Linked DNA regions of Homo sapiens: region 2 is linked to region 1. A link is a contact called in ENCODE Hi-C or POLR2A ChIA-PET data. All regions are on one chromosome and are shown on one strand. The core of a region is the stretch at or near the end of the contact, and the rest is flanking DNA. Distances in the headings are between cores, read along the strand shown. Region 1 overlaps MLXIP (MLX interacting protein). Region 2 holds the start of MTRFR (mitochondrial translation release factor in rescue).

Region 1 (5,314 bases), core at 1,141-3,640:
GACAGAGTCTTGCTCTGTCACCCAGGCTGGAGGGCAGTGGCGCCATCTCGGCTCACTGCAAGCTCCGCCTCCTGGGTTCACGCCATTCTCCTGCCTCAGCCTCCTGAGTAGCTGGGACTACAGGCGCCCGCCACCACGCCCGGCTAATTTTTTGTATTTTTAGTAGAGACGGGGTTTCACCATGTTAGCCAGGATGGTCTCGATCTCCTGACCTCGTGATCCGCCCACCTTGGCCTCCCAAAGTGCTGGGATTACAGGCGTGAGCCACTGCGCCCAGCCCTTTTTTTATTTTTTTTTCTTTTGAAGAGCAGGATCTAGCTCTGTTGCCCAGGCTGGAGTGCAGTGGCATGATCATAGCTCACTGCAGCCTTGAACTACTGGGTTCATGTGATCCTCCCACCTCAGCCTCCCAAGAATTTGGGACTACAGGCATGCACCACCATGCCCAGCTAAATTTTAATTTTTTTGGTAAAGATAAGCGTCTCCCAGGCCAGGTGCAGTGGCTCACACCTGTAATCCCAGCACTTTAGGAGGCCGAAGCGGGTGGATCACCTGAGGTTGGGAGTTTGAGACCAGCCTGACCAACATGGAGAAACCCTGTCTCTACTAAAAATACAAAATTAGCCGGGCGTGGTGGCACATACCTGTAATCCCAGCTACTCACGAGGCTGAGGCAGGAGAATTGCTTGAGCCCAGGAGGCGGAGGTTGCAGTGACCCAAGACCGCGCCATTGCACTCCAGCCTGGGCAACAAGAGCAAAACTCTGTCTCAAAAAATAAAAAAAAGAGAGATAAGCATCTCCCCATGCTGCCCAGGCTGATCTCGAACTCCTGACCTCAAGCAATCCTCCTGCCTCGGCCTCCTAATGTGCTAAGATTACAGACGTGAGCCACCGTACCTGACCCTAAACCTAAATAGGCTTTAAATAGGTTTTTCCCTTTTTGAGACAAGAGATAATTCAGTAAAGATTGTTCCCAATTATTTTCAGTTTTAAGGGTCTGGAATTGTATCCCTCCCCAGAAAGAGAGTTCCTGGCCCTAAAGAATAAAAATGAGAGGCACCCAGAGCAGGGATGCGTTGGGGTCACACCCACTTCCATTCGGCAAAAGGAAGAATAGCTGGATCCTGTAACACCCACTGCAACCACAGGATTCTGGCTTATTTGAGGAAGAGGATTCAAAAAAGCATACGAACAACTTTGTACTGCCCTCATCACATAATAGAAATTCCAAAATAAAATCCATTTTCCCTTTGCCTGCTAAAGATGCTTTCTCCCATCTGCTACTGAGAATCAGTTGTCAACCTAAATCTCTCCTTTGCATCCTCTTCCCATGGGTGTTTTTTAGTCAACTTATTAACCTTCCAAGTAGCAAAGGAGTTTGGGATGGGCAGAAGAGTTGGAGCCTACTCTAAATCGAAGGCAAGCTGTAGAAACAGTTTTTGTATTTCAGACATGCTGCAAATCTCCTCAGCCAACCCATCTGAGGTCAAACAGCCCTTCTGTCTCTCCTGAGACGTATGAACGGATTACATCTTTGTCAGCATTCCATATATCTACATTTCTTTCCTGTCTGTGAAAAGCAACAATTTGGGCCAGGCACGGTGGCTCACACCTGTAATCCCAGTGTGGATCGCTTAAGGCCAGGAGTTCGAGACCAGCCTGGCCAACATGGCAAAACCCCATCACTACTAAGAATACAAAAAGTAGTTGGGCACAGTGGCTCATGCCTATAATCCCAACACTTTGGGAGGCCAAGGCGGGCGGATCACTTCAGGTCAGGAGTTCAAGACCAGCCTAGCCAACACAGTGCAACCCCGTCACTACTAAAAATACAAAAATTAGCTGGGCGTGGTGGCTCACGCCTTGTAATCCCAGCACTTTGGGAGGCCAAGGTGGGCAGAACACTTCAGGTCAGGAGTTCGAGACCAGCATGGCCAACATGGTGAAACCCCATCTCTACTAAAAATACAAAAATTAGCCAGGTGTGGTGGTGCACGCTTGTAATCCCAGCTACTCAGGAGGCTGAGGCAGGAGAATCACTTGAGCCCGGAAGGCAGAGGTTGCAGTGAGCTGAGATTGTGCCACCTAAAAAGGAAATTATATTTTTTATAGTTTCACATGAGGGTGAGCACAGGTTTAGTCACTAAAAGTCAAGGTCAGAGTGACTAATGTCTCTCTCTTTCATTTACCCCTGCTTGAAGGCCTCCTGGAAGAATAGACTAAAATGGAATGAGAATTTGTAAGACACACATAATTTAAGAAAAACTACAGAGCAGGAAAAAGAAGTCTGCCTAGACAGTGATGGGCACTCATTTCTCAAAACCGAAGTCCCTGATGTACTGCTGGTTCCCTCCACACACAAGTGAAAGCAAAACACAGGCCTTGCAGGAGCTCACGGACTAATGAAAGGGCGTGACCCACATGGGAAGGAGATTTTGTGTCTTCTCCTTCCTGCAGATCTTTGGGGGCCAGCGTGCATTTAGAGGTGGGGAGGAGTCGAGCAGGGAGAGAGTAATTATGAACAAAACTTGAAGCCAACCATTTATGTTGATTTTTTGACTATAAAGTTTCAGTCCTCGTGTTATGTACAAGGGCCTGCTACCCTTTCCTGACATAAGGAAGAATGATAATATGATTCCTCTGATGGCAAAATCCCAGATTTTACTGAGGAAATCTAATTCTGTCTTTTTTTTTTTTTTTTTTTTTGAGATGGAGTCTCGCTCTGTCGCCAGGCTAGAGTTGCAGTGGTGTTATCTCAGCTCACTGCAACCTCTGCCTCCTGGGTTAAAGCCATTCTCCTGCCTCAGCCTCCTGAGTAGCTGAGATTGTAGATGCCCGCCACCATACCTGGCTAATTTTTGTATTTTTAGTACAGACGAGGTTTCACCGTGTTGGCCAGGATGGTCTTGATCTCTTGAACTCGTGATTCACCCGCCTCAGCCTCCCAAAGTGCTGGGATTACAGGTGTGAACCACCCCTTTCGGCCCTGATTCTGTCTTAATGTCATAAAAATTCATCTTCTCCATCAGCAGCATCACAGGCCAGGCTGCCCTTCGCAGGGGACACATGGCGCACCTTCCAATCAGGGTCAGCTTGGAAAGATACTTTTATTACCACCTAGTCACCGCCGGCCAGGGGAGAGCCAGAGAGGGCAGTGTCCCCGCAACCCCCCACCTTCCAATCAAGGCCAACTCAGAAAGATGCTTTTATCACCACCCTGTCACCACTGGTCACAGGAGAGCTGGGGGAGGACAATGTCCCCCCAAATCCCCCTTTTCAATCAGGGCCAACTCGGAAAAGACACTTTTCTAACCACCCTGTCACCACCAGCCACAGGAGAGCCGGGAGAGGGCAGTCAGTGTCCAACTGCCTGCCAGCTCTGCAGCCTTGGACAGACACCTGGCCTTTCAGAACTTCACTTTCTTTGGGAAAAAAAGAAAACTACTTCACAGAGCTGTGGTAAGAATGAAATGAAGCCAGGTATTTAGAGCAGACTGACTTTCTATCTGGAACACAGGAGGTTCTCAGTAAAAAGAATTCATACATTCAGCTGATGCTTCCCAAGACGTTCAGGGCTGTCTGACTCACTGTGCTGTGGGAACCGCACAATTAAAGCCTCTAGGCCACTGTGGCCAAGCCTCACCGTGACTCTGGATGGGAAGAGGGGGAACGACTGTGGGGGGATGCTGAACAAAGGTGCTGCGGAGCTGGAGAGCACCAGAGCTGTGAGATTAGGTACATCCAGGAAAATGCAAATGCATCCCACCAAGAGCGACAGCACAGGCAGAAATGTCTTTATTAGCCCTTACACAGGAATTGCAGCTGGGGGTTTCACAGCTGTCCTGTCACCTGAACCCCCAGCTCCCGCCACGAGGAAATGCCACCAAGGGCCTGATGACTGCCTGCACCATCAGCTCTCAGGCACACTTCACAGCAGTGACCCTTATCAAGTGCCTCTTAGTCAAGCTACAGAGTGGACAACCTGGGAGAGGGCGACAGACAGAGGAGAACACAAGGAGGAGGGCTGGTGACGTTGAACCCCTGCCAGTGCTCTCAGAGGAGAGGCGTGGGCCCAGTTGGAGTCCTGCACCCGGAAGCTAGTGCAGCTGGTGCAGCTGATGCTGCTACCTCTCTTTCAGCTCCATGAATCTATGGGAATCAAGAGCAGTGAAGGCCGGGTGCTGTGGCTCACACCTGTAATCACAGCACTTCGGGAGGCCAAGGTGGGTGTATCACCTGAGGTCAGGAGTTTGAGACCAGCCTGGCCAACATAGTAAAACCCCATCTCTACTAAAAATACAAAAATTAGCCAGGCTTGGAGGTGCAGGCCTGTAGTCCCAGCTACTCAGGAGGCTACGGCAGGAGGATCACTTGAACCCGGGAGGCGGAGGTTGCAGTGAGCCGAGATCGCGCCACTGCACTCCAGCCTGGATGACAGAGTGAGACTCCATCTCAAAAAAAAAAAAAAAAAAAAAAAAGAACCTGCGATTCCATCTTGCTTTCACCACCAGGAATCAAATGCATCCACACCATACAGAAACCCTCTGCAGGCCAGGGAGTGGAACATCCCAGCAACACTTACCAAAAGCCCGATGTGTCAGGCTCTGCACAGACAGTGACAACACAGTGACAATGCCATCCCTGGCTCTGCCCTCAGGACCTCACGAGCTAATGCAGAAGACAGAAAGGTCTTCCTTTGAGTGAGCAAAGGCATGTGTGGAGTGTATGGAAGTGCAATGGAGGGGCACCCAGTGGTGTTTTCCTTAATTAGGATGCCTGAGCGGAGTCTCCAAGGACGGGCAGGAGTTAACCAGGGAAAGAAGGGAGAGAAAAGGGTTTCAGGCAGAGGGAATCAGGAGGCCTTCTCCAGAAACGAGCAGCTTTGGCTTCTGGCCCATGCTCTTCCCTCCCTTCTCCATCACCACCATAAATGGGTCTGCAGCTTTGAAGACAGAGGATAAGTTGAGATAACACCACCCACAGTGCAGAGCCTAGGATCAAAGTCCCAACCTTGCTGCTACTTTTCCCAGCCAGGGGCTGGCCTGGGCAACAGGCAAATCCTTGAAAAAGAAGAGCAAGTGAAGCGATGGAAATGCCAGTTGGCCAACATCTCACACTTAAGTGTGAACCTATAGTCTGAACCTATAGTCCAAAACGATGACAGAATAGGAATCAAAGCTAATTTGTCACATCAGGTTCTAAAGTAAAGCAGACAGAGAAAGAAGGGAACAAGAGAGAGAGGAGGAAAAGAAGGGGGGGAAAGGGCTTATAAAAGGGAAGTTTTTTTTTTTTTTGAGACGGAGTCCCGCTCTT
Region 2 (5,405 bases), core at 1,855-4,354, 1.1 Mb before region 1:
TCAGTGCAGCCTTGACCTCCTGGGCTCAAGCAAGCTTCTTTGCCTCAGCCTCCCCAGTAGCTGGGGCCACAGGTGTGTACCACCATACCTGGCTAGTTTTTAATTTTTTGTAGAGATGGGGTCTTGCCATGTTGCCCAGGCAGGTCTCGAACTCATGGGCTCAAGCAATCCTCCTGCCTCAGCCTCCCAAAGTGATGGGATTACAGGCGTGAGCCACCACGTGCAGCTGCAAAGCACTTTCAAATACATTATTGTATTTAATACAAATAAAGAAAATAAGAGATGCACACTTCCTGATTATCTCAGTAAGACCTATCTTGGAAACCATTAGGTTTTCAATTTTTGAAACTAAATTATCCTTTCTACACCTTGTTTCATTACCTTTCATATCTCCAGATCTTTTTCCAGTTTCTTAGGCAATGTTAGCTCCTTTTCCTTAACTTTTTCTGTTTTAAGTTTTTATTTATTTATTTTTTTGAGACGAGTCTCACTCTGTTGCCCAGGCTGGAGTGCAGTGGCACCATCTTGGCTCACTACAACCTTTGCCTCCCGGGTTCCAGCGATTCTCCTGCTTCAGCCTCCCAAGTAGCTGGGATTATAGGCACCAGCCACCACGCCCAGCTAATTTTTGTATTCTTAGCCCAGATGGGGTTTCACCATGTTGGCCAGGCTGGTCTCGAACTCCTGACCTCAAGCGATCCGCTTGCCTCGGCCTCCCGAAGTGCTGGGAGTACAGGCATGAGCCACCACGCCCGGCCAACTTTCTCTTTTTAAAAAGACTAGTCAAGTACAGTAGAGAAGGGGGAAAGAGTAGAACAAGAAGTTTGATCTGTGACTGTGAACAATTAATTAAGATAACTCACTACCAGGCCGAGCGCGGTGGCTCACGCCTGTAATCCCAGCACCGTGGGAGGCCGAGGCAGGTGGATCATGAGGTCAGGAGATCGAGACCAACCTGGCTAACACGGTGAAACCCCATCTCTACTAAAAATACAAAAAAAAAAAAAATTAGCTGGGCCTGGTGGCAGGCACCTGTAGTCTCAGCTACTAGGGAGGCTAAGGCAGGAGAATGGCGTGAACCTGGGGGGCGGAGCTTGCAGTGAGCTGAGCTCTGTCACACACACACACACAAAACTCACTACGTTTGGACCAGCCTGACTTTCTGTATTTGACGACTCCTCTCATTTTTTCTTTTGTCCCAAAAAGGCCTTCCTGCCAAGGATTGCGAGCTCTGTGGCCAACAGACCTGCGTTCAATGTCTCAATGCCACAATTTACTTACTGGGTAACTTTGGCTCTAATTCCTCATCTGTAGAATGGAGATACTACTACCTAGAGTGCGAACAAAATCATACATGTTGCCATAAATGTAAAGTACTTAGTGGTCACTAAATGGGAGCATGTCAGATCTCTCAACTACAAGGCTGAGGAACTTTGGAATGACACACCACATACACTGTTGTCTTATGACACAAACCCAGTCTGGGAACTGATTATTTCATCGGCCTTTGTTTTAGAGCTTAGGGTGAAAAGGCATCTACAACAGTGGCTTGTAAATTATTTTACTTGGTATGGTCCAATTTAAGAAGTACTTGATAAGCCATGACATTACTGAAAACATGTTATTTGGTGGGATCATAATTCTGGTCTGTGAAATCAGGTACTAAGGAGATCACTGTGATGCCAAAAATATAGCCTGACTTCCCAGCAGGTTCACACTGAAAGATAAAACCATCTTCAATGAAGTAAGTCCTGGTTTAAACATAAAATATCTTTTGGAATTATGTAATATAATTTAAAAAATCATGAAAGATAGGATAACATCAAATTTACCCTTTGAAAATTGCCAGGCGTGGTGGCTCATGCCTGTAATCCCAGCACTTTGGGTGGCCGAGGCAGGAGGATGACCTGAGGTCAGGAATTCGAGACCAGCCTGGCCAATATGGCAAAACCCCGTCTCTACTAAAAATACAAAAAATTAGCCGGATGTGGTGGCGGGCACCGGTATTCCCGGCTACTCGGGAGGCTGAAGCAGAAGAATCACTTGAACCCGGGAGGCAGAGGTTAAAGTGAGCCGAGATCGCGCCACTGCCCTCCAGCCTGGGTGACAGAGAGAGACCTTGTCCCCCCTACCCCCCTCCCCCACAAAAATAAAAAAAGTAAAAAAAAATTGGTAGGTATACTTAGGAAGCTCCAATGAGATGTAACGCCTCCTGGCAGATCTGTTATTCCAAGGGCAGATCCATTTCCTGGGTTGTGGAGGCCTAAGTGATAGTGCCAGGGAAGTCCCTTTACTGTGAGCCAGAACTCCTGGAGGTAAATCGAGTAGCTGGAAAGACCTTAAAGGTTAACTATGCTGAAGAATGTGGCCTGCACAGTGCGCATGAAATGGGCTGGGGTCCCACGGGGAGGAGAGCGAGTTCCCTTTGGTCCTTCAAAAGTAGGGCTGGGTGGCTTGCGCCTGTGATCCCAGCACTTTGGGAGGCCGAGGAAGGAGGATCGCTTGAGGCCAGGAGTTCGAGATCAGCTTGGGCAACACAGTGAGACCCCCCCACCCCACGTCTATTAAAAAAAAAACGAGTATCTCCGCAAAAGCCTAGCAAGGGCAGTGCTGACCTCTACTACGTGCCAGGCCTGAAACAGCACCTGATGCGTGCTCACAGCTCCATTCCGCTCAGTTTTGTACATGAGGATCCTTCCGTTTCGCCTTGGGCCTCCGTGGAACCGTTATCTCCAGGACGGTAGTCTCTCCTCTCCCCTGCCCTGAGTGCCTGAACAGCCCCAGGGCCGACCCACAGCACCTAGCGTAAACCAGGTCCCGAGAAAACTGAGCTCGGGTGTCACGGCCGGCCCCACCCCACCGCCAGCGCGGCCTCAGGTAAACTGGCTGCGCCACTCGGGGTCGCAAGTCGGGAAAAACCCAGGCGTCCCGGCTCGCAGTCCTCTCTCCGGAGCCTTTGACAGTCGTCGGCAGCCGTAGGGTTACCTGGCTTCTCCGCAGATGCTTACCTGGTCTCAGGACCCGACTCGTGCCCTCAACGTTCTAGGGATATCCAAATCACCTCAGCGGAGGATTCGCAATCGCGATCCCTGATCTGCGCACGCGCCGTACTCCGATCGCGGTTTCTCTTATCTACCAGAGGCTCATGTTTACTCACTGCGCATGCGAGAAACTGAAGCTTCTTTCCCTCGTGGCAGCGGCTGGCTCCCAGAGAGCCAATCAGAGAAGAGAGTTTCACAGCAATCCCGCCCCCTTGTCACTCCCCCGGGGTTGGATGTCTCTCTTTGGTTGGAGCTGCGCGAGGGGGAACGGCGAGGTGGACGCGCGCGCCATGCGAGGCTGTCTCCGCCTCCTTCCGGGCAGCCAATCACTGGAGAGACGCCGGGCGCGCGCGCGCTCCCTCGGGTAACGGTCGCGAGAGGCCGCTTGCATGACCCTGACATCGGCAGCGGGAGCGGCGGCCAGGTAAGCGGCCACCAGCCTGCAGGGAGCTGTAGGCCGCTGGGGACAGGAGACGAGACTTAGGAGACACTGTCTTAGCGGCCCCTTGAGTGTGGTGATGGGCTGGGGTGTGGGGTGACGGCTGCCGATTGGCCTGACCCCCTCGGAGCCCTTCGGCGTGTGGGAGCTCTGCCCGGCCGCGGTGCGCCTTTTCTAGACTCGGCGCCCTTGAGTGACACTCGCGCGGCCCAATCGCAGATCGCTCTTCCTGAGGGGCGGGGGGTTTGTGGGGTTTTTTTAATTTTTCCCCCCATTTTTTGCCAAGGTGCCCCGGTTTCCTTTTGGAATCGCGGTTGTAGTTGCAGGAGCGGTGGCTTTTCTCCGTCCTCCCTGCTTTCCGTAGCTTAGGCGACTGCATAGATTCTCCCTCTCCTTCCCACTTTGACCCGATAGCCGCCACCAGCCATTGCGGGCTGACTGTGAGCTCAGAATGTCGGGATCTGGCCTCATCCCCATCTGAAATCTCTTCCTCTCCCCCAAGCCTCCCGTCAAGGCGGAGCGCCCAGTTAACTTTCATGTTTCATAACCATCAATCGTTCCTTTTCCCCAGCTCCCTTTTTTTGCTAGGGGGTAGGGACACCAAAAGCGTCATATCTTGTTGCTGGGAAATATAAAAGCTCTGCTCTTATATTCATTCTGTATCAAGTTAAAAAAATTTTTTTTTGCATTGTATTTGTGGGTGTTTAAGGATTTTTCCCTCTTACTTCCCTGCCCTCCCCCCAGCACCTCCACCCCAAATGGAGAAGCATCTTTGAATTTCTAGTGGTTTTCCATCTGGATCTGCATCCGGATCCGGATTACCTTAGCAGGGGAAATAATAGATGGGGTTGCAGGTTCATCTCCCTGGAGAGCTTGTGTTTTCCTGGTGTAATAGCATGGTGATTGGAATCCAGGTATTTCTGTTGCCAGTTGGAAGGGGCAGTCCTTGACTGTTTCAATGCCCCATTTGTCGTGGGTGATGGGCTGAGCCACTGGGGAAAAGTCCATTTAGTTAGGTCCGGTTACCCTTTGCATTCACTCCTGTCCCTGAAGGAAATGGTCCCTGTTTTTGTGTAATGCTTTATAAAAGCAGGCCCTAGAAAGTGGGAATCTAGCAGAAGCGGAATACTAGATAATATTCCTGTTGCACTCTCTAAGCTTTTCAGTTTGTAAGCAGCTGAAGTTTTCTTTCTTTCTCCTTTTTCCTCTTGCTCCCTTGCTCTTTTATAAGTGCATGAATTCCCCAGGAAGGAGGCATCTTGTTTGACCTGTTACAGCCAATTTGCCATGGTATATATCCAGCTTCACTGAAATTTTAGTTGGCCTGGCAAATAATTTTTTTATTTTTATTTTTATTTTTTAAGAGATGGGGTCTTGGTCTGTTGCCCAAGCTGGAGTGCAGTGGCAGGATCATAGCTCACTGCAGTCTTGAACTCCTGGGCTGAAGTGATCCTCCCACCTCAGCCTCCAGAGTAGCTGGGACATGCTCCCAGTAGCTGCAGGCAGGCTCCAGTGTGCCCAGTGGTTTATTTTCTAAGAATAGCTGCACAGAGACAAAAGACCATATATATAGTTCAAAATGTACTTCCAGACAATGGGGAAGCTATGGTTGTTAACAGTTTAATTGGCTCTTTTTAATACAAATTAAATATTAAGTAGTTCAGTTCTTCTTGTCTCTGTATAAGTCAACAAACATATATACTTGGTAGAATTTATTAAACAAATGAACAAGGCATGCAAGTATTCCAATTGTTACATAATAGAATTATATCTAGAACTTTCATTGTAAAGCCTGGCAAAATGGTTTGCGCTATAATCCCAGCTGCTCGGGAGGCTGAGCACTTGAGGCCAGGAGTTGTAGACCAGCCTGGGCAACATAGCAAGATGCTGTCTCTAAAAAAAAGAACCTTGATTATTAAACATAT

The links. A loop is a pair of places that touch in the nucleus more often than their neighbours do. ChIA-PET counts read pairs that join two places held with the same protein, here RNA polymerase II (POLR2A). Pooled maps may share reads with other maps.
Region 2: a loop to region 1 is called in a pooled map, with 2.1 times the contacts of the local background. The contact joins the promoter of MTRFR here to the enhancer-like site in region 1. A Hi-C loop is called at or near these places in 1 of 50 pooled maps. POLR2A ChIA-PET finds 5 or more read pairs at or near these places in 2 of 52 experiments (CD4-positive, alpha-beta memory T cell and activated CD4-positive, alpha-beta T cell).

What each region holds. Positions count from the first base shown.
Region 1 is chr12:122,105,761-122,111,074 of GRCh38, reverse strand. All of the region lies in intron 1 of MLXIP (MLX interacting protein), which reads right to left. Among named protein-coding and RNA genes, the nearest start is that of MLXIP, 30 kb to the right of the region's middle. RefSeq lists an enhancer at 1,966-2,285. Within about 2 kb of position 2,390, at least 17 of the 41 ENCODE cell types and tissues checked have a DNase peak (open chromatin) inside an H3K27ac peak, as active enhancers do.
Region 2 is chr12:123,231,135-123,236,539 of GRCh38, reverse strand. MTRFR (mitochondrial translation release factor in rescue) reads right to left here and starts at 3,104. Exons shown (of 3, transcript NM_152269.5): 1 at 3,009-3,104. MPHOSPH9 (M-phase phosphoprotein 9) reads left to right here and starts at 3,399. Exons shown (of 24, transcript NM_022782.4): 1 at 3,399-3,465. RefSeq lists an enhancer at 3,387-3,626.